Linked DNA regions of Homo sapiens: region 2 is linked to region 1. Evidence: chromatin loops called from intact Hi-C (ENCODE). Cell type or tissue: endothelial cell of umbilical vein. All regions are shown on one strand. Links, peaks and the distances in the headings refer to the core of each region. The heading gives the core; the rest is flanking DNA. Region 1 holds the start of CCL3-AS1 (CCL3 antisense RNA 1). Region 2 overlaps LOC107985068 (a long non-coding RNA gene).

What was found. A loop is a pair of places that touch in the nucleus more often than their neighbours do. Peaks named below come from ENCODE experiments on the same cell type or tissue, not always from the same donor. Only the 100,000 strongest peaks of a DNase experiment are listed, where the experiment ranks them.
Region 2: a loop joins it to region 1, with 5 times the contacts of the local background. A loop is called at or near these places in 7 of 110 quality-filtered maps.

What each region holds. Positions count from the first base shown.
Region 1 is chr17:36,068,197-36,080,757 of GRCh38, reverse strand. It overlaps CCL18 (C-C motif chemokine ligand 18), which reads right to left. Exons shown (of 3, transcript NM_002988.4): 2 at 10,200-10,311; 3 at 8,726-9,807. The coding sequence ends at 9,717. CCL3-AS1 (CCL3 antisense RNA 1) reads right to left here and starts at 6,145. Exons shown (of 3, transcript NR_186417.1): 1 at 5,910-6,145; 2 at 3,956-4,048. In endothelial cell of umbilical vein, for the core only: a CTCF peak has its summit at 8,044 (motif pointing right); a DNase peak (open chromatin) is centred at 8,057.
Region 2 is chr17:36,004,952-36,013,107 of GRCh38, reverse strand. LOC107985068 (a long non-coding RNA gene) reads right to left here. Exons shown (of 2, transcript XR_001752854.2): 2 at 208-3,088. CCL23 (C-C motif chemokine ligand 23) reads left to right here. Exons shown (of 4, transcript NM_005064.6): 4 at 1-50. Among named protein-coding and RNA genes, the nearest start is that of CCL15-CCL14, 7.0 kb to the right of the region's middle. In endothelial cell of umbilical vein, for the core only: a CTCF peak has its summit at 3,587 (motif pointing right); no DNase peak of the experiment used is centred there.

The sequences.
Region 1 (12,561 bases), core at 4,562-12,561:
TTGAGTAAACCAGTCTTAAACTGTTGGTGATCCTATTGGCTTTGTTTTGTGACAAAGCAAGGTGGTGGGATGGGAGGGGAAGAGTAGAAAACTCTGAAGAGGGGAAGTCAACAGAAAGGAAATGACGGTAATGCCTCTCCCCAAATAATGAAACACTACTTTATAAAACAAGGATTATTTTATAAAATATTATGCACCCAGTGTATAATGCATATGCACTAGGTAAATTCATGCTTGATATATATATTCATGCATTTAAGTTTATTTTTCTCATGGGTCAAGCTCTCTTAAAAATTATTCATTGTCCTTCAAATTCTAACAATGTCTCCAAGGGCTAAGTATTATTAATATTCCCATTTGATAGAAGAGGAAATGTTGGCTCAGAGGGTTAAAACAACTTGTCCAAGGCCATGCAGCAAATAAATAGTGTAACTAATATGCAAACCTATGAGCATTCCAGAACCACCTGGGATGGTCGTTTAAAATGCTCACAAGAGAATTGGGTTTGGATGTGGGAATCTAGACTTTTACCAAACCCCTATGTGATATACATACAGACCAAAGACCAAAAACTACTGAATTTCTCAATAAAACTGGTTTTTGTTTTTTTGTTTGTTTGTTTGTTTGTGTTTTTGAGATGGAGTCTTACTTGGTCACCCAGGCTGGAGTGCAGTGGTGTGATGTCGGCTCACTGCAACCTCCACCTCCCAGGTTCCAGTGACCCTCCTGCCTCAGCCTCCCAAGTAGCTGGGATTACAGGTGCATGGCACTACACCCGGCTAATTTTTGTATTTTTAATAGAGACGGGTCTTCACCATGTTGGCCAGGCAGGTCTTGAACTCCTGACCGGAGAGATCCGCCTGCCTCAGGCTCCCAAAGTGCTGGGATTACAGGCATAAGCCACTGTGCCCGGCCTCAATAAGAATTTAACCACTCTTTTAAAAATAAGACACACATGGTAATAGACATCTTACCTGGGTATTATTTCCCTAGAATCCATGCTCCACAAAATCAGTGGTTAACATTAGAGAAAGGAAAGACAGTCAGCCAATATATACAACAAGACTTCTATTGTGAATGCAGAATTATTTGACGGATTGCCTAGATTGAGGTTAAGAAACTATGGTCCTCAGAACAAATCTAGCATGACCCTGTTTTGTAAATAAAGTTTGGTTGAAACACAGCCACTCCTGCCCTTTTACATATTATTTATTGCAGCTTTCCCAAGACAAAGGTGGAGTCACATTGTTCTAACAGAAATGATATAACCCACAAAGACACCAGTATTTACTATCTGGCCTTCTATAGAAAATGTGTGCTAACTTCTGGCCTGTTATGTTTTTAAGTATAAGAAAGTTAGACTGAGTCAGGATTCCTGCTGTAAAATGCAAGTGGGAGAAATTCAACATACTTGTGAGAAATGCAAGATATATTAACTTTTTGATAAGCCCTACTTACTTTGTGTGTTTAAAACAATCTATTTTTTAGTATCAAAAAGTGACATTTTGATAATCGGCATTTTTGAAGAGAAATTACACAGTCTGTAGAAAAATTTAAAATTTACATACTCTTCAATCTTATTTCTAGGAATCTATTTCAAGAAACACTATCTAAAGAAACAAAGGAGGGCCAGGTGCAGTGGTTCACTCCTATAATCCCTGCTCTTTGGGAGGCCAAGGCAGGTGGATAGCTTGAGGTCAGGAGTTGGAGACCAGACTGGCCAACACGGTGAAACCTCATCTCTACTAAAATACAAAAATTAGCCGGGCATGGTGGAAGGCGCCTGTAATCTCAGCTACTTGGGAGGCTGAGGCAGAAGAACTGCTTGAACCCAGGAGGCAGAGGTTTCAGTAAGCCGAGATGGCACCACCGCACTCCAGCCTGGGTGGCAGAGTGAGACTCTGTCTCAAAAAAAAAGACACAAAGTGTTGGCACATTGCTGTTGTTTGCAGCTCTGTTTGTAAAACAACCAATAGAAATAAATTCTTTAAAAGATGAATAGTTTAAACCATTGTGGTATAACCACATAATAAACACAAAATTACTGAAAAGAATGAAGTGGATATACATAGTGAAATGAAAGGTATCTAAGATATTAATGTAAAACTATGTATATAGAATATACATTCCATATGTGTATCTCTATACCAATATCTATATTACCACATATTTATTATATAACTGTACATATAATAATATTTTGCTTTGGTAAAAGCTATATATATTTACATAAACATAAGAAGGACATTTGATGTGTGTGATATATCCCAATCTATTAAATGTGATTTCCCTGGCAACCATAACTTTTAAGAAATGAGGATCTCCACTTTTCATTTTCCATTCTTTGTGCTTTGATTTTCATAAGTATGAGTATGTGATTTTTAACTCAAAAACCAAGATTTGAGAAGCTGGGGCCTTGCACTAAAAACTGGTTCTCTCTTAGTCCTCTTGAACCACTTGCTCTGGGTCCCTCATTGAGGGGACAAGCTTTGCAGATTTCAGTCTAGTTCAGAGAACTTCAGGAATGCTCGCTGCTGTTATGTTACCCATTCTATGAAGAGATCAAGGCAACAAACATGTCCTGTCTAGACCCAAAGAGTACATTTTGACTCTCTCTCTCTCTCTACACACACACACACACACACACACACACAAACACACCTGCATAAATAGCTTCTCTCATGCAACATTTTATATTCCCTTCCAATTTTGAGATATTCCTCCTCTAGCCCGTCATAGCAAACCAGCTAGGGCAAGTGTGGGGGCATTATCCGGAATCATGATAGTAGCCATCTCTGCCTTGATGAAGCCATAGAGTCTCATTCTTTCTTCCCCTAAGGCCTCTCAACATCTGATGACTGGCACCATTGGCCCATGAACTTTAAAATATTTCAAATAGATCTAGGATTTATTTCACATCTCAACAACATGAATATTGCATAAATCCTTCATATATTAGATGAATACTAAACTGACAGCCTATTATAATCGGGGGAAAGGAAAAGCAAAAGATTCTAATAGACTGCAAGTTCACATTGGCTAGGTCTCTTTCCTTGGTTAACCTCTTTTTTAAGAGTAAGTGGCAGACAAAGTAGGGTTCACTAAATAGTCCACATGTTCCCCTTCATGGCATTTGCATTGGGCTCTTGTGGCTAATTTTGGCCAATGAATTGTAAGATTAAGTGAAGCATGTCACTTCTGGACCAAGACAGTTAAAAGCAGTATGCCTTTTCTGTCTTCTTTCTCATTCCAGAATCTACAGCTACAGGATGGAAGCAGCCTGAATTCCTGAGTCACCACCTGGAGGAGAGCTGCTCTAGGATCAATACTGCTCAGAGTGTAGTTCATGGGTCAGCAGCATCAGGATCACCTGAAACCTCATTAGAAAGGCAGAATCTTGAGTCTTACCAAGACCTGTAGAATCAGAGTCTCAGGTGGAACCCAGGAATCTGTGTTTAGACAAGCCCACCAGTGGATTCTGATGCAACTAAATTGTGAGATCCAGTGATCTAGCCCACATCAGATTTTGTATGAGTGGAAAACTTTTACCTTGTTAGACCACTGGGAGTTTGTTTGTTATCTAGGTACAACCTATTCTATCCTTACTTATATATAGACTATAAACATAAAATGCTTAACTGTTCTCCAATCATCAGCTCCACCTTAACATCTTGGGGAGATCCTATCACGTTTTGGTCACATCCAGTTATTAAAATTCCTTCAGTTTAGAACCCTAATCTTAAATTTGACTTAACTAACATTTCTACTTCTTCCTTTCTCCTCGCCCTTCACCAGAGCAAAACAGGCTCTGGTAGTTGGAGTGTGATGAAGCTTTAGTTTGGTTCTGAGATACCCTCTCTCCTTCTCTTTTTAACTCCTCTGGCATGTTGGAAAGAGGGGTTGTCTGTGTGGGGTAATATAAAGAGAAAATTTTGCTGGTTGTGGTGGTTTGTACCTGTAATCCCAGTGCTTTGGGAGGCCAGGGCCAGAGGAACACTTGAGGCCAGGAGTTGGCGACCAGCCTGGGCAACACAGTGAGATCCTGTCTCTACAAAAAAAAAAAAAATTTAATTAGCAGGCATTGTAGTGTGCAGCTATAGTCCTAGCTACTCAGGAGGCTGAGGCAGGAGGATCGCTTGAGCCCAGAAGTTCTAGTCTGCAGTGAGCTGTGATCACACCACTGTACTCCAGCCTGGGTGACAGAGCAAGACCCTGTCTCTAAAAGAATTTTTTTTAATTTAAATGTTTAAAAGAGAGAGGGGAAAGAATTCTTTTAACTGCCTACAGATGTAGTCCCTGCCCCCACTGCTAGGTTATCCCTGCATCTTTTAAAAAAATATTGAAGTTATGGGCAATGCATGTATATTTCCCTCGGATAGATGGGCATTCCTGAGGGTCCTCTCTCTGCATAGTTTCTTAGGTGAGAGATCCCACCCTTGCCCAACATCTTTCACCTCTCTCTTCTGCTCACACCACTGGCAGCATACCCTGGGCCTTTGCTAGCCTGGAAGACACCATTGAGCATGTTACAAAAAAGCACCATGGAGCACACCTAGCCCTGTGTGAGTGCAAGACCTTACAGGTGATGGGCAGACTGGCTTTCAGCACCCTCTTGCCCACACATCCAGGGGCCTTTGTAGACAGCGGCCCTGAGACCACCCCATCAGCTACTGCTGTTAAGATCCTTGTAAGCTAAGCAGTGGATCTCCTATTGGTAGGATGAGCACTTTAAGACTCAAAGGGGTTACTATTAATAACTATGCTGGCACAACTGGCATAAACTGGGTCATTTCCCAGACAAAATGGGACATGTGATTCCCCCAACCTTTGCGGAGTGTCACTGGGAGGATGGCTCGAGCCCAGCTCCCTTCCACAGGATCACTCGGCCAATGGAAAGCTCATTCCATGTGGTGGGAGAGCAGCCTCCAGCAATCCTTTTCCCTGCTTTGGTTCCTATCTTCTGTTTTCTTCTCCCCTGCTCATTTTGGCTCAGGCAAATCATGAGGTTCACCATGTAAGCTGACATCCAACTGGAAAATGAGTTGCCTTGTTTGCAGGTACTTCCAGTTTGTACAAGTTACCCTCTGGAGACCCCTTCACTGGGCTTCAAGAGCAGTTAGAAGTAAAGACCTCTCCTTCACAAAGGTGGAACCCACTAGGCTGGCCACTTTCTTTCCTTTTCCTATGTCTACAATGCCCTGGAAGGATTGTCTGGCCCCAGTTGTTAGTGACTTAGTTTAGAATATAAAGTCTATAATGAAAACTTAGTCTCAGATTTGGGAACTAGCCATCATTTGTGGGGCAACAGGGTATATCCCGATCAAAATCTTTTTACAAAACCGGTAAAATAATTCAGGAAAGACCAGGCACAGTGGCTCACGCCTGTAATCCCAGCACTTTGGGAGGCCAAGGCGGGCAGATCACCTGAGATCAGGAGTTCGAGACCAGCCTGGCCAACATGGTGAAACCCCATCTCTACTAAAAATACAAAAATTAGCTGGGCGTGGTGGTGCGTGCCTGTAATCCCAGCTACTCAGGAGGCTGAGGCACAAGAATCACTTGAACCCAGGAGGCAGAGGTGGCAGTGAGCTGCGATCATGCCATTGCACTCCAGCCTGGGCGACAAGAACAAAAACTGTCTCAAAAAATAATAATAATAACAATAATAATTATTATTATACAGGAAAATACAGAATGGCAAAGGGGTATATTATTACTGCATTATTAATGTAAAAATTGAGTATAGTGTTGAATAAAGTGAGAAAATCCCTAAGACAACTGGCATATAACAGGAGAGTCTGAATTGAACCCCCAATTTGGGAAGAACATGCTTGATGTGATGTAATCACAGGCAGGGGATTGGTCATCTTCACATATAAAGACAGAATTAATATGAGAAAGTTACATACATTTGGTAGATACTAGTTGGGTTCCAAGGTCTTTCTCTCTTTCTTTCTCTTTTATCCTTACATGATTCTTCGGAAAAGCAACCCCTCTGGTAGTCTGTGTGGTTTTCAGCCCATCAACATTGCTTGTTATAGACATTGATCAGCTGAAACAAATCAGTAAATCCACTTCTCTGGCCACAAAGATGAATTAAGATACAGGTTGGCAAACTTGCTCTGTAAAGGACCAAATGGAAACTACTTCAGGTTTTGTGGGTCATACAGTGTCTTTCACAACTACTCAGCTCTGCTTTGTCGTATGAAAATATGATTCATTCCAGGTAAGGAGTCCTTGCTAGACTGTGGGCTGTAAACAATACAGAAACAAATAAACCCAACTGCATTCCAATAAAACTTTTTTATGGACACTAAAACTCCAATTTCATACAATTTTCATATTTCTCAAAATAATCTTCTTTTGGATGTTTTCAATGACTTAAAATGTAAAAACATCTTAGCTCGCAGGCCATACAAAAACAGGTAGTAGGTCAAATTGGGCCCAATGGCCATAGTTTGCTGGCCCCTGGGTTAAGAGATGGGCTCTTAATCCAAGCCAGCCAGACCAATAAAAGTGGAACTCAGGCTCTTGGCTCAAAATACGAGGATACAGACATTGTCTTCCCAATTTGCTCTGGAAGTTTCTGGAAGCTATTCTGCCAATAGAGTAACTAGGATGAATATAGTAACTTCTTTCTAGGATGAAGCTCTCAAATGCAGGGAGATCAGAAATTCAGAAAGACATGTATAGTCCATAGCGAAACAAGGACCACTGAATCAAGTTTTGCCTGAAACTAATTCTATTTCTTGAAGCTTCAGTTATGTGAACTAATAAGTTCCCTTTATCATTTAAGCCAGATTGAGTTATTTTTCTGACACTGTGACTTAAACCATCCCTAACTAACATAGACTGCAATGTTGTAAGTATGGGTCCCCAAACGTGGAACTGGCTGAAGGCAGTAGCTAAGGTCAAAGTCAGTGGGGATACCTCTAGTTACCAAAATTGCCGGTTACCCCCATGGCCTGTTATATATTCTAAGTCCATCTTCGAGCCAAAGTTTTATCAAAAACGAAAATTCAGGGTATTGGAGACTATTTCTTGCATCAGTCTTAGTAAGGCCCACTAAGAAAGAAATTAACTTACTTTGAAACTGATTCTTCTGATAGCAGAGAAGGGGAAAAAAAGTAGTTTTTTAAAGAAATGTACTTTCTGCTTGCTGCCTGAAAACCAAGCTAATTAAGAATCCTGTGATCTGGAGCTTGCAGGACTAGAAGAGCAGAATTTTCCAGTCCAAGCTAATGTTAATATAAGCAAAAATGAGGAGGTGAGAGATTAGGCAGGACAGGAAAGCAGGTCCCGAAGCAGCCAAATCCACCTCCTTCTCAGATCCCACATTGTAAATATTTATCTTGATGATAAAATGAATGTATTAGTCAGTTATCCAGAAAAACAGAAACAGTAGGCTATTTCTCTCTATAGATATAGATTGGATACCAATGTTGATATAGATATAAATACCGAGATATTTATTAGGGGAATTGGCTCCCACAATTACGGAAGCCAAGAAGTCCTGCCATCTGCAAGCTGGAGAACCAGGAAAGCCAGTGGTGTGATTTGGTCTGAAGGCCTGAGAACCAGGGCAGCCAAAGTTGTCAGTCCTGGTCCAAGTTCACAGACCTGAGAAGGGGTCAAGAAGGGTAGGTGATGGTACAAGTCCCTGTCTGAGTCTGAAGGCTCAAGAATCGGAAGCGTGGATGTCAGAGGGCAGGAGAAGATGGATGTCCCAGCTCAAACGCAGACAGCAAAGTCACCCTTCCTCAGCCTTTTTGTTCTATTTGGGACCTCAGTGAATTGGATGATGCCTGCCTGCATTGGTGAGGGCAGATCTTCTTTAGTCTTCTGATGCTAATCTCTTCTGGAACACCACACAGACACACTCAGAAATGATGTTTATCAGCTACCTGGGTATCCCTTAGCTTAGTCCAGTTGACGCGTAACATTAACCATCACAATGAACAGCTGTGCTCTTTGTGAAGGTGCAGCTGTATTCATCAGAGGCAGGGAGCTAAAGACGCTGACCTTCGCACTTGTTTCACCAGCAGGGGGCAATGTGGAGTCAATACAATGGGGGAGCCGGTGGGCGGCGGAAGGGATGACCACAGAGCTCCCAGTGCTGTGCTGGAAGAGACGTGTTAAAAACCCAGTTCTAGAAATAACTGTATCTGATAGATTTTCTGCTTATGATTAACCATCCAATGGAATGAACCAAAAATAACTAGATCAGATGCCTTCAAAAATTAGAACGGAGTTGCAGTGCCTCTGAAACCTTAATGCTGGTTAAAAACAGCCTGTGACCCCACACCAACAGTGGTTCTCAAACTTGGCTGTGCATTAACATCCCCTGGGGAGTTTTTAAATTACTGATGCCAGGCCCCCACATCAATCCAATTAAATTCATAACTTTGGAGGTGAGGACCTGGCATTAGAATTTTTAAAAGCTCTCCTAAGTGATTCTAATGTGAATTCAAGGTTGAGAAGCCGTGTTCCACACTTAAGCCAAAGCCCTGTTCTACACTTAAGCCAAAGCCCTGTTCTACACTTAAGCCAAAATCAACAGACATCTCCAACAGGAAACAGACACCTCTATAAGCAGTATTCCTTCTTCAGAGGGTTGCCAGATACAATTTAGGATACCCTGTTAAATTCGAGTTTCAGAAAAAGAACAAATCATTTTTGGTACAAGTAGGTCCCAAATATTGCATGGGATATACTTACACTAAAATAGTATCCATTCTGTATTTTTATTTGCTAACTCTGGCCACCCAGCCCCAAGCCTCATCTCGTATAGTCATGGAAAACATCCTCCCCAAAAGCAGAGTGGAGAACAAAGATAACATTACCAAGGCTTTCAGCAACTTCCAGGTAAGGAGTCCTTGCTAGACTATGGGCAGTATTTGCTAGACTTTTACTAATATAAGTACTTAGCCCAAAACCCAGCACTTGGTAAGACCTCAACAGATGTTAGCCATCATTCTGAGGAAAGCTTCATTTATGAAAATGAGCTTGTGTGCGTAAATATGCATTGCAGCGTCATCTTGATATTCATTTAAGTAGAAAATTTTTCTATCACATTTCAGTTACAATATGGTTTATAAACTAATGGTGTCTGTTTCAACTTTTCAGGAAAGTATCTCCAGGGAAATGTCTGGTATGACTGTAGAAGTACTTGGTCCCTATCTTGCTGTTTCTGCCCCTTTTCATATTTCCCTACTCCTCCCCCAGAATTCCTCTCAGTCTGTGATTCCGATTAGTGAAACAAAATCAACAGAGTCGTCACAGTGAGAATGCTGGTTTACCTTTTATATAATAAGTACTGCCAATATATTAAAAGGTGGTGCTGAGCAAAACCATTCAATAAAGATTTGTCATTTGATACATATGGCACAATGTCTGCTGAGAAAGCTAATCACACTGATTGATCCATGCATTGAATGTACGAAGAGTTGAAGGGAAAGGGGAAAGGATGATAAAGACAATGTCATGAGATGTCAGAGAAAATACTAATTTCATAATGCAGCTCAACAATAGAAATCAATTTCAAAATGAAATATGATGCATAAACTAAGATTAAAGTTAGTTAATGTGGCTGGGCATAGCAGATGGGACTCTTAGAAGAGGTAGCCTCCAGGGTGGCAGGGCCATTGCCCTGGCTCAGGCTCCTGTTCCCTCCTGGGCCCACCAAGTTCACTGGGCCCTCGCAGCTTCCAGGCCCCTCAGGCATTCAGCTTCAGGTCGCTGATGTATTTCTGGACCCACTTCTTATTGGGGTCAGCACAGATCTGCCGGCCTCTCTTGGTTAGGAGGCTGTGGAGAAGGGAGGAAGAGTTAAGAACTGACGAATTCATCAGGGGAATCCTGTGGCCCCTGCGTCCTTCTCTGTCCCAGGCATCTCAGGGCCTGTCCTCGTGCCCGTAAAATTTCCCCTTAACTTCGGGGTTCACAGGCCTTCCCCAAATGTCTCAGATGGGGTTCCTCAGGAAGCAAACTTCCTGTTGTCATGTCTGCTCTCTTCCCTCTGCCCAGGGGCAGGCCCTTCAGGACTCTGCAGGCCCCAGGCCAGGTCACAAAACACTGCAGGGGCCTCCCCTGGAGTCCTTTACCTTGATGGGCCTTAGAGAGCTGAGTACTCTGAGGGGACCTCACCCCAAACCTCCCATCCTCCCTCCCGAGGGGTGGGCAGGAGCACTGGCACTTACATGACACCTGGCTTGGGGCACTGGGGGCTGGTTTCAGAATAGTCAACTATGAACTTTTGTGGAATCTGCCAGGAGGTATAGACGAGGCAGCAGAGCTCTTTGTTGGTACCAACTGCAAGAGACAGGACAGAAAGATCCCAAGTCATTGTTCACAAGGCAAGCCAGCTGCTCCTGGTCCCTTTCCTTGAGAGTCAGGAAGAACTGGGAGATATCACCGCTTGGGGTGGGGATATAGGGACAAAGAGATCCAGAAGGAAGCTGGCATTTCTTCTTTTCCCTGACATTTTAATTTCTGCATCTTTCTCTTGGTGTTTCTCATTCTCTGGCTGTCTTGGTTCTGGGTCTCTATGTCTCTTTACTGGAAATTTAGTTTTCTGAGCAAACTATTTCCCATCCCATCTCTCCTTGGGGAGTTCCATCTGAATTCATAAGGACAGCCAAGGCCACACCACTGAGAACCAATTGGACCCAGATCCTACCTCTTGTCAAAATCCCCGTGGGCCTCCATTTTCTCATCCATAGAATGGGACTCACTCTCCCTCTGTCTCCCAGAGGTGGAGAACAGAGTTGCTGAAACCTCTTAGGAAGAAAAATCCTCCTCGGGAAATAGTCCCTGAAATCCCTCTGATGTTCTGTATTTGGAGGTCTTAGAGATAGACTCGGGCAGTGGGGTCCAAGCCATGGCCAGACAGTAGGGGCACAAGAGCAAAAGACAAATTCACACAAGGGACAGCGGGCCTGGGGGCAGAGGGCCTCAGTGAAGAAAAGGACAGCAAGGGCAACTGCAGGGGTCCCCAGGATGCTGGGCAGAGTGTGAGCTCCCATGGCTGCCGGGAAGAGCTGAACTCAGGACTTGTAGCCGCTGCCTCCTTCTGGGGTCTCAGCCATCTCTTCTCTTTACAGGCAGCCTTGGGGTATTAGAAGATATAAACTTGGGGAGACTGAGGAGGAATTTTGTTTCTTTTTTCATTTTTTAAACTTTTAAGTTCGGGGTACATGTGCAGACTTGTTACATAGGTAAACTCATGTCATGGGAGTTTGTTATACAGATTATTTCATCACCCAGATATTAAGCCTAGTACCCATTAGTTTTTCCTGATCCTCTCTGAAGGGGAAAATTTTTTAATCATGATACTGGTGTCATGCTGTGCATTGCACAAACCAGGAGAGCTTCAGCTCACCACAAAGATTCAGGCTATTTGCAAGAATGCTTCAGTTGATCCCTTGGTGGGGAAATGGTTTCCACAGTGAAAGGAGGTGAGATGCTGGTGTCACCCTGAGACTGGGTTAGCTGGTGCCTTCTCACAAGGGCAGGTCTTTAGATAAAGCCTTTCTCCCATTGAGCAGAACCTTCTGATAGCCTCCCCAGCTGTTCCAACAGCATAGATGTACCATGGACATCAGAGCCAGGCATGGTGGCTCATGCCTGTAATCCCAGCATTTGGAGAGGCCAAGGTGGGAGGATTGCTTGAAGCCAAGAGTGTGAGACCAACCTGAGCAACATAGTGAGACCCTGTCTCTATAAATTTTTTTTTTTTTAAAGTAGCTGGGCATGCCTGTAGTTTCAGCTTCTTTGGACGCTGAGGCAGGAGGATTGCTTCAGCCCGGAAAGTCAAGCCTACAGTGAGCTCTGATCATGCCACTGCACTCCAGCCTGGGCAACAGAGTAAGACTTTGTCTCAAATAAATAATTAGGTAAATAAATAAATTTAAACAGGTGGTCCTCCCTGAGTTTGTTTAACAGCTCAGTTGTGTCATCAAGAACTCAGGCTTCTTAAAACATCTCCCCTTCCCCCACCATTTTGTTGGCTTTTCTTATTTGAGCTTGTCACCTCGTGGTCCCAAAATGGCCGCTGCTTTCTCAGTCATCACATCCTCATAATGTCTCATCCACAAGCATACGAGGGAGTCTCATAGGAGTACAGGAAGAGCAATGTTACTAGTGTTTTTAGTTCAAATAGCTTTTTATATGATTTGTTATGTGAACTATAGATTACACCAAAAAGCAGTAAAGCTAATTTTGAAAACACATAAAATACAGAAAAGAATAAAAACTCATTTAGAATCTCAAAGCTGGGTAGGCAGCAGGCAAACGGAGGCAGGAATGTGAGAGTTTTTTTCTACATTCCCTATTGTGGCATATGTGCATTCTGATGCAAAACCTGAAAAAAAAATTTCATTGAAGGTAGGAAAAATTCTAGTACCCAAACCTAGCCACTTTTTTTTTTTAAAAAACAGTTTGGTATATTTCTTTCCAGTGCAGTTTTTTTCTAGGCTTATGATAGTACTGTTTGCTCATTTGCTTTTTTCCTTCTTCTTACTGTGTCTGGTGGGGGAAGACATTACTGTTGTCATGATACAG
Region 2 (8,156 bases), core at 157-8,156, 63 kb after region 1:
TCTTGTGTTCTGGATTTAGAGCAATTCATCTAATAAACAGTTTCTCACTTTTTTTGTGTGATAGGGTCTCTGTCACCCAGGCTGGAGTGCACTGGTACATCTTGGCTCACTGCAGCCTAATCTCCTGGGCTCAAGTAACCCACCTACCTCAGCCCCACAAGTAGCTGTGAAACAGGGTGTTAGGACAGAGAAAAGAGACATACAAGGTGGGGAAGCTCGACAGCAACATAGGTTTATTGGACAGAGAAACCTGTGGAAGGGGAACACCAGCGAGTGCTGGAGCCCCCGTCCTGCGTACAGACTGGGGCAATTATAGGTCTGGACAGGGGAGGTGGGGCAGTGTGGCTAGCTGCCTGGCAGGATGTAATAAGGGAGCCATTTCCTGCAGTCAGGCAGTGTGGCCTGGGATCTGCTTGGCAAAATGCTTTTCATGGCCTGAGCCCCTATGGAAGTTTCCTCCCTGATCAGGGTGTACAAAATGGCAGGGGTTTACTTGATGGCGCCACTTGGGCTAACAGAGGAGAGTTCCCTGACTTCCTCACAGGACTTGTGACGGGGTGTGGCTCATTTGCAAGGCTGCTGCACGTTCAAATCCCCTGTGGGAGGGGGAACATGCAGACAGGCAGGTGCAGGAGCCAGGGCGAGCGCTTTTGGGCTCCATCCCCATGGTAGCATCTAGGGGTGTGTTACAATTAGTGCTCTTTAGCAGTTGCTTTTCGTGGATGGCTATTCCACTCAGTGGAGAGTCAGGGTGACAGCCTTTTATATTCTGCTCTCTTGGTATCCGTCTTTGTCTGGCATCTAGGAAGAATCAGGTCACATCAACCTGAAGGATAGTGAAGGTGGGGATTTTACTGAGTGATGGAGTTGGCTCTCAGAGGAATGGATGTGGAGCTGGAAAGGGGATGGAGTGGGAAGATGATCTTCCCCTGGAGTTCAGCCATCCCCGGCTTATCTGCTTTCCAACCGTCCTCAGCCGAACTCCTCCTGACATTCAGATGCTCCTTCTCTTCTCTCCTCTGCCATGCCATTTTGCTACTCTGCTGCTCTTCTGTTCCTCTGCTTGTAGAGCTTGGGGTTTATATGGGCACAGGATAGGGGTGTGGCAGGCCAGAGTGGTCTTGGAAAAGGCAACATTTGGGCATGAAAATGGGAATGCTTGCTCCCATTTAGGGCCATGGATTTCCAGGCTTCAGGGTGGGCCTTTGTTGGGGAACTGCCCTCTTCTACCCAGTATTTCCTTGCCTGTATCTGTATCATTTCCACCCTCTAAGAGGCCCATCTAATTGCCATTAGAATATGGACAATGACCTATCTTAGCTACTTCCTGCTGACAGAGGACATTGTTTTTGGGGAAAACAGAAGTCAGATTCCTCCCAGAGGTCTATCTAAGGATCCCTGGGGAAAGGGAGTCATCATCCAAGGCTCCGGTTGCCTGACCATTTGGATTTTCATGACCTCAAATTTGAGAGAAAAAAACAAGTTTTATAAGGTGTTAAGTATGCATGGGTTAAACGTGTATTATACAAAGAAATAATCTAGTGCCAAAGATTACAGAAATAGGAAATGTAACATACTCACAACATTGTACCCTGAGCTGTTTCACCCTGGTGAAAGAAATTAAGACTTGTATGGGTGTGGTTAAATTTTAGAAGAGAGATAACTGTTCTTGCCACCAAAGATTACCGAAATAGGAAGTGTAATATACTAACAACATTGTACCCTGAGCTGTTTCACCTTAGTGAAAGAAATTAAGACTTGCATGGGTGTGGTTAAATTTTAGAAGAGAGATAACTGTTCTTGCCACATCTGTAGGAGTTAACAGATGCACCTTAGGAATTCTGGGGTTTGTGGGTTTGCATGGTGACCCTTAAAGCTTCTGCCTCTTTCTTGTGTCTCCCTATCTGTACTGTAAAAGACCAAGGTGGCCTCTTTCAGGAGGTCTCCTAAAGTACTCCCCGACGCCAGGGCCCATTTCTGCAACTTCCCTCTGATATCAGGGGCTGCCTGAGTAATACATTTATCATTTAGGATTAGTTGTCCCATGATGGAATCGGGACACAGAGACCTATGCTTTACAAAGGTCCCTCTTAGCCTCCCCAAGAAGGCAGTGGGATTTTCATTAAATCCCTGGTCTCTCATGGATATCTTGATATAGTAGAGAGGCTTAGTTCTAATCCTACAAAAGCCCTCTATTATGCACACCTGAAACTCTCCTCTTGCATTCTCCCATCTTGTCATTGGGATCCCATTTAGGGACATTCATTGATACTCCTTCTCTTCCAGTTGGATAATATTCACCCCCTTTCCTGGGTGCTACGTATGATACAAACCTCATCCCCAGATCTCTCTGTCACTTGCAGAGTGGCCTGCTTCTCAGTGTTAGTCAGGGTTTGGTTCAAAGTAACATGACGTCTTCCTAGGAGAGCTCAAATACTTGGGTTAAGTTCTGAAAAGCCTCTATATATCTCTCAGGGTCATCTGAAAACTTGCCAAGATCCCCCTCAATTTGCTTCAAGTTCTGTAGAGAGAAGAGTACCTGGACCTTATGGGGTAAATTCACCAGGCATCTGTTGGAGGGGAAAGAATGAGACTGGGGCTTGTCTAGGGTGAGAATTTCTAGGAGGGGGCAAGTGAGAGACTGAAGCTGGATAGGGGGGATGGGGTGGACCTGGCGGAGCAGGGCTGGAGGGAGCTGGCTCCTCTGCTGGGGATGCCTCTGGGATTTGTTTTTTTGGTTCCCTGGGATTGCCCCTTGCAGCCTCTCCCGAGATGGCAAACCGGTCTGGATTAATTCTACATTGTCAGCTAAGGTCTGGATTGCCCTGCACGGTATAGAAAGCCTGCACATATGGGCCTCAGAGCATTTGCCCTCACGTTTACAGAAAAGCTCCAACTGCTGGATGATATCGAAATGAATGGTTTCTTCCTGAGGCCAAGCCAGTCCTTCATAATTTGCCCAAACCTTTGTGCAGAGGGCTATGAGCCATTTTCCTCCAGAGTCTGAGGGTCAAAGCAGTCCCAGTGGTTCAGGATACACTCTAGAGGAGTATAAGCTGGGGGTGGTGAAGACAGCTGATCGCCCATTCTGAAAGACAAGAAATAGAGGTGACCCTCATTTCCTTCCCTTCTTTTAGTGATAACTCAGGGTTTGATGGAGAGAAAGCAGGCATCCCCGTTTTCTGTCTTTTTGTCCCCATGTACCAGTGACCTTGGCAGATGCCACCCATGGGTGCTGAAGCGGCTTTTACTCATGTTAACAGGGGGGCCTGGGGGGGTGAGAGTATCCACTCTTACACATTATGCCCTATTTCCCTTGCTGCCAACAACCTTTGAGTTCCCTGGGCCTCATCTATGTCATGGAGCATGGCCTCCTTTCATGAAGCAAGGTTTTAGTCAGCAGGAATTGGCCCTTCCCATTTACATTGTGCCTGTTGCCAGGCTTTGGATCCCTCAGATCTGGTTTTCCTTTCTAGGGCCTCAACCTGAAGGCTGGAATTGAGTTTCAGACAAAAAAGGTATTTCAGGGGCTGCATGAATCTGTTTAGATCAAGTCTCAAAGGGGCCCTGCCGAATTTGCAGCTATTGGCCAGCAGGGGTCGCTCCTCTGTTATTTTCCCTATTAAAAGCAGCGTGCCGGGGAAAGGAACCCTCTCACTTAGAAAAGAAAAAGGAAACCGCTTATACTACTAAAAAAGAGGGAAGGAACTTCTTGCTCTGTGCAAATGGGTTCCTTTATTGTATTCCGCCCCTGGTTCAGACCAGTAAGGACCCCTCAACCATGGGAGGAGAGGCTCTGCTGGTGCAGTGAGTGGGAGGCACCGGCCAGCCAGCTGCACTAGGGCCCCAGCGGCAGCCAAGGTTTTCTCCCGCCCCTCGTGGCCACTGGGTGCAGCTCATGTGCAGAGCTGGGAGGAGAGGGGAGAAGGCGGGGAGGGGAAAAGGAGGGGAAGGGAGAAGGAGGGGAGTCACTCATGCACTGCGCACACCTGCGGCTGGGGATGGCACCTCTAAGAAGAAACAGAAACTACATTGTTGTGAATTGCACATCTGATGGCTGAACCAAGCATACCTTGTACTTAGTAACATCTCGGTAGTTGCAGCAAAGCCCTTAATACTATAAAAGAAGAGATAGGAGCCATTTCAAGCCATGAAAGAAGATACCACAGCAAAGTCTGGGGTTCTTGGCCTACAGAGTTCAGTCTTGGAGCCTTCCAGCAACAAAAGATGGCTTCTGTTGCCCCAGGACTTTATTCCATCCCGTGCAACAGCTAGACCTCCATGAAGAGAAACAGAGCCAATATTCCTTTTACCCAAAGGAAAAAGAGAGGTGGCAGAATCTTGGAAAAGAGGCAGATCCGACAGTTCTAAATCTGTACTCATCCTTGTGCTGTATCCCAGACGAGCCCCCAGATGAAATGGGAGAGTTCCCTGACCCCCTCACGGGACTTGCGACAGGGGTGTGGCTCATTTGCTCCACTGTCACACACTTTACCCCTTATAGGAGGGGGAACACACAGATGGGAAGGTGCAGGAGCTGGGGCAAGCACTTTTGGGCTCTGGCCCCATGGTAGCATCCAAAGGTGTGTTACAATTAATACTCTTTTAGCAGTTGCTATCTGCAGACGGCTACTTCGTCTCAGTGGAGAGTCAGGGTGACAGCCTTTTATACCCTGCCCTCTTGGTACCCAGGTCCTTGTCTGACATCCTGGAAGAATCAGGTCATCGTTCAAGAAGACTTGAACGATGGTGAATGTGGAGATTTTAATGAGTTATGGATGTGGCTCTTATGGGATGAATGGGGAGCTGGAGAATGGATGGAGTGGGAAGATGATCTTCCCTTGGAGTTCAGCCATCCCGCGGCTGATCTCCTCTTCAACTGTCCCCAGCCGAACTTCTCCTGACATTCAGACGCTCCTTCTCGTCTCTCCTTCTCTGCCACTGCCGTTCTGTTCCTCTGCTCATGGAGTTTGGGGTTTAAGAGGTAAAGAGGCAGAACTATTGGATCTGTCTCTTTTCCAAGATCCTGCCGCCTCTCTCTTTCCTTTGGGTAAAAGTAATATGGGCTCTCTTTCCCTTCATGGAGGCCTAGCTGTCATATGGACACAGGATAGGGGCGTGGCAGGCCAGAGTAGTCTTGGAAAAGGCAACATTTGGGTGCAAAAACAGGAATGCCTGTTCCAATTTAGGGGCGTGGGTTCCCAGGCTTGAGGGTGGGGCATTTGCCAGGGAACTGCCCTCTTCTACCCAGTGTTTCTCTGCCTCCCGTCCATATCAACTGGGACTACAGGTACATGCCACCATACTCCACTAATTCTTATTTGTTGAAGAGACAGGATCTGATTATGTTGCCCAGGCTGGTCTTGATCTCTTAGGCTCAAGCGATCCTCCTGCCTCAGCCTCCCAAAGTACTGGTATTACAGGTGTGAGCCACCATGCCCAGCCTTTACTTGAATTTTAAGAGGAAAAAGAAACTAAAGGAATTACTGAACTTTGGATAATCATTATCTTCAAAACAAGGGACATCATAATACAATTTTTACAAAACTAAAAATATTACTCATCCAATTTAGATTGAATATGCATCAAAGATGTATTTAACTCATTAGTGAGAGAACTATTAAAATAATTCAAAGATCATTTGAGTAACAGAGATTTGTATAGTTTACTGGGGATGACGTTCTGAAATAAGTTTGTTAAATTAGAGCACACATTAATATCCTGTGGATAGGGCAATAAAAAAACCTGTAACCTCTGGGATTATCTTTTTTAATAGACAGAAATCATTTGCATCTGGCTACACACAAGTTTAAAATTTAACATGTACTTTCTCAGAATCTAGGGCCTGATCAATGGTAAACAGAAATCAATCAAAAGTTCATTCCCCTACAGATTTAAGGAATGCCGGGTTGGGCCTGTTAGTCAACATTGTAATATGACCTTGAAAACCATGCAGTCATCCTTTTACCTGTTTTTTTTTTTTTTTTTTTTTTTGAGACAGAGTCTTGCTCTGTCACCCAGGCTGGAGTGCAGCGGTGCAGTCTCAGCTCACTACAACCTCCGCCTCCCGGGTTCAAGCAATTCTCCTGCCTCAGCCTCTCTAGTAGCTGGGATTACAGGCGCATGCCGCCATGCCCAGATAATTTTCGTATTTTTAGTAGAGACAGGGTTTCACCATGTTGGCCAGGCTGGTCTCAAACTCCTGACCTTGTGATCCGCCCGCCTCGGCCTCCCAAAGTGCTAGGATTACAGGTGGGAGCCACTGCGCCTGGACCCTTTTATCTATTTCTAAGTTTTTTATTAGATATAAATTTAGTTAGCAGAGGAAGTTATTCGAGTTACGGGTGGCAAATCTGTACAGGTCTGCAGCAACCTCAATTCTTCCCTCCTCAGGAAAAAGAATTCAAATGAGGGGCCTAAGTGAGAAGAGACTGAGGCAAGTGTTAGAGCAGGAGTGAAAGTTTATTAAGAAGCTGTACAGGCCGGGCGTGGTGGCTCATACCTGTAATCCCAGCACTTTGTGAGGCCTAGGTGGGAGAATCACTTGAAGTCAGGAGTTTGAGACCAGCCTGTTCAACATGGTGAAACACCATCTCTAATAAAAATTAGCTGGGTGTAGTGGCAGGTGCCTGTAACCCAAGCTACTCGGGAGGCTGAGACAGGAGAATTGCTTGAGCCCAGGAGGCAGAGGTTGCAGTGAGCTGAGACCACGCCACTACACTCCAGCCTGGGTGACAGAGTGAGACTCCATCTCAAAAAAAAGAGAGAGAGAGAGAAGATTTAGAGCAGGAATAAAAAGAAAGTAAAGTACGTTTGGAAGCAGGCCAAGCAGACATTTTGGAGGTCAGGTGTGGGGTTTGACCTTTTGAATCAGGGTTTTACATGTTGGCATACTTCTGGGGTCTTGGGTCCCTTCTCCCCTGATTCTTCCCTTGGGGTAGGAAGCACTAGCACAATGCCCTACTTGGGAGGGGAGCATATGCAGTGTGTTTACTGGAGCTGTACGCATGCTCACTTGAGGTGTTCTTCCCTTTACTGATGGAATGCCCCCAGAAGGTCCTAGATGAGTTAAACTCCACCATTTTGCCTCTTGACGCGCATGCATGAGCTCACTCGCCCAACTCCTGGGATCTTACCAGGAAGATGCTGATGACCATTTTCAGGTTTTTTCTATCTATAGGCACATTGCCTTTCCCTGGTGCTGGCTGCAACCAATTATTATTCTAGAGAGACAGTTAACAACCTCCTGACCATCACCTGATGGTCACCTGACATTCCTGGTTGGGAGGAGCCTCTCCTGCCCTGTTTATGTATGACTAGCTACCTACAGTAACAATTTCTAAGAGATTTCGCCTCTAAACTTAAAGAACATTAAGAAAAACATTTAAAGATATAGTTAATATTAATTTTATATACATCTCTATTAAAGTATATAAATTTATATGTATAATTAGTACACCTTGGAAAACTGTCTCATAAAATTCAAAAGACAGCACTGAATTCTAAACAATTCCAAACAACAAAACATTTTTTATTTAAAAAAAAGTTTAAGCTCTATGCTTACTTTTAGTGTGATTTGTCTAAGAAATCAACAGGAGAAAACTGATCAATAACCAAATAACTTTTATAACACTAAATCACAACTGTGTTAGAAAAATGCCCTGAGAAGGTGATAAAAGCTTGAAATTATTATAACCCTTAAGAAAGTAAACACAAATTCATATTACATCTTATATCCTCCCTACTAAAAGAGCTAATCTTGAAGTTTTAACTACAGTTTAGGAAACGGTGTTTTGGCTGGGTGTGGTGGCTCACATCTGTAATCCCAGTACTTTGGGAGGCTGAGGTGGGAGGATCACTTGAGCCCAGGAGTTGGAGGTTACAGTGAGCTATGATCAAGCCACTGCATCCCAGTCTGGGTGACAGAGCAAGACCTAGCTCAAGAAAAAAATTAAAAAACAAAAATAAAAACTGTCTTTTATCATTTGCCCAGATGACACAACATTGTCATTTACTTAATATTTAACCCATGATAACCTCATGTAGATTCTTATTTTCCAGCAATTTTTAATTGACCTTGTTAAATCAACTTTAGCCTAAAGCTGCCTTCTCACTTATTTTAAGTTCAGCCTAATCTGTACATAGTGAACTGTAAC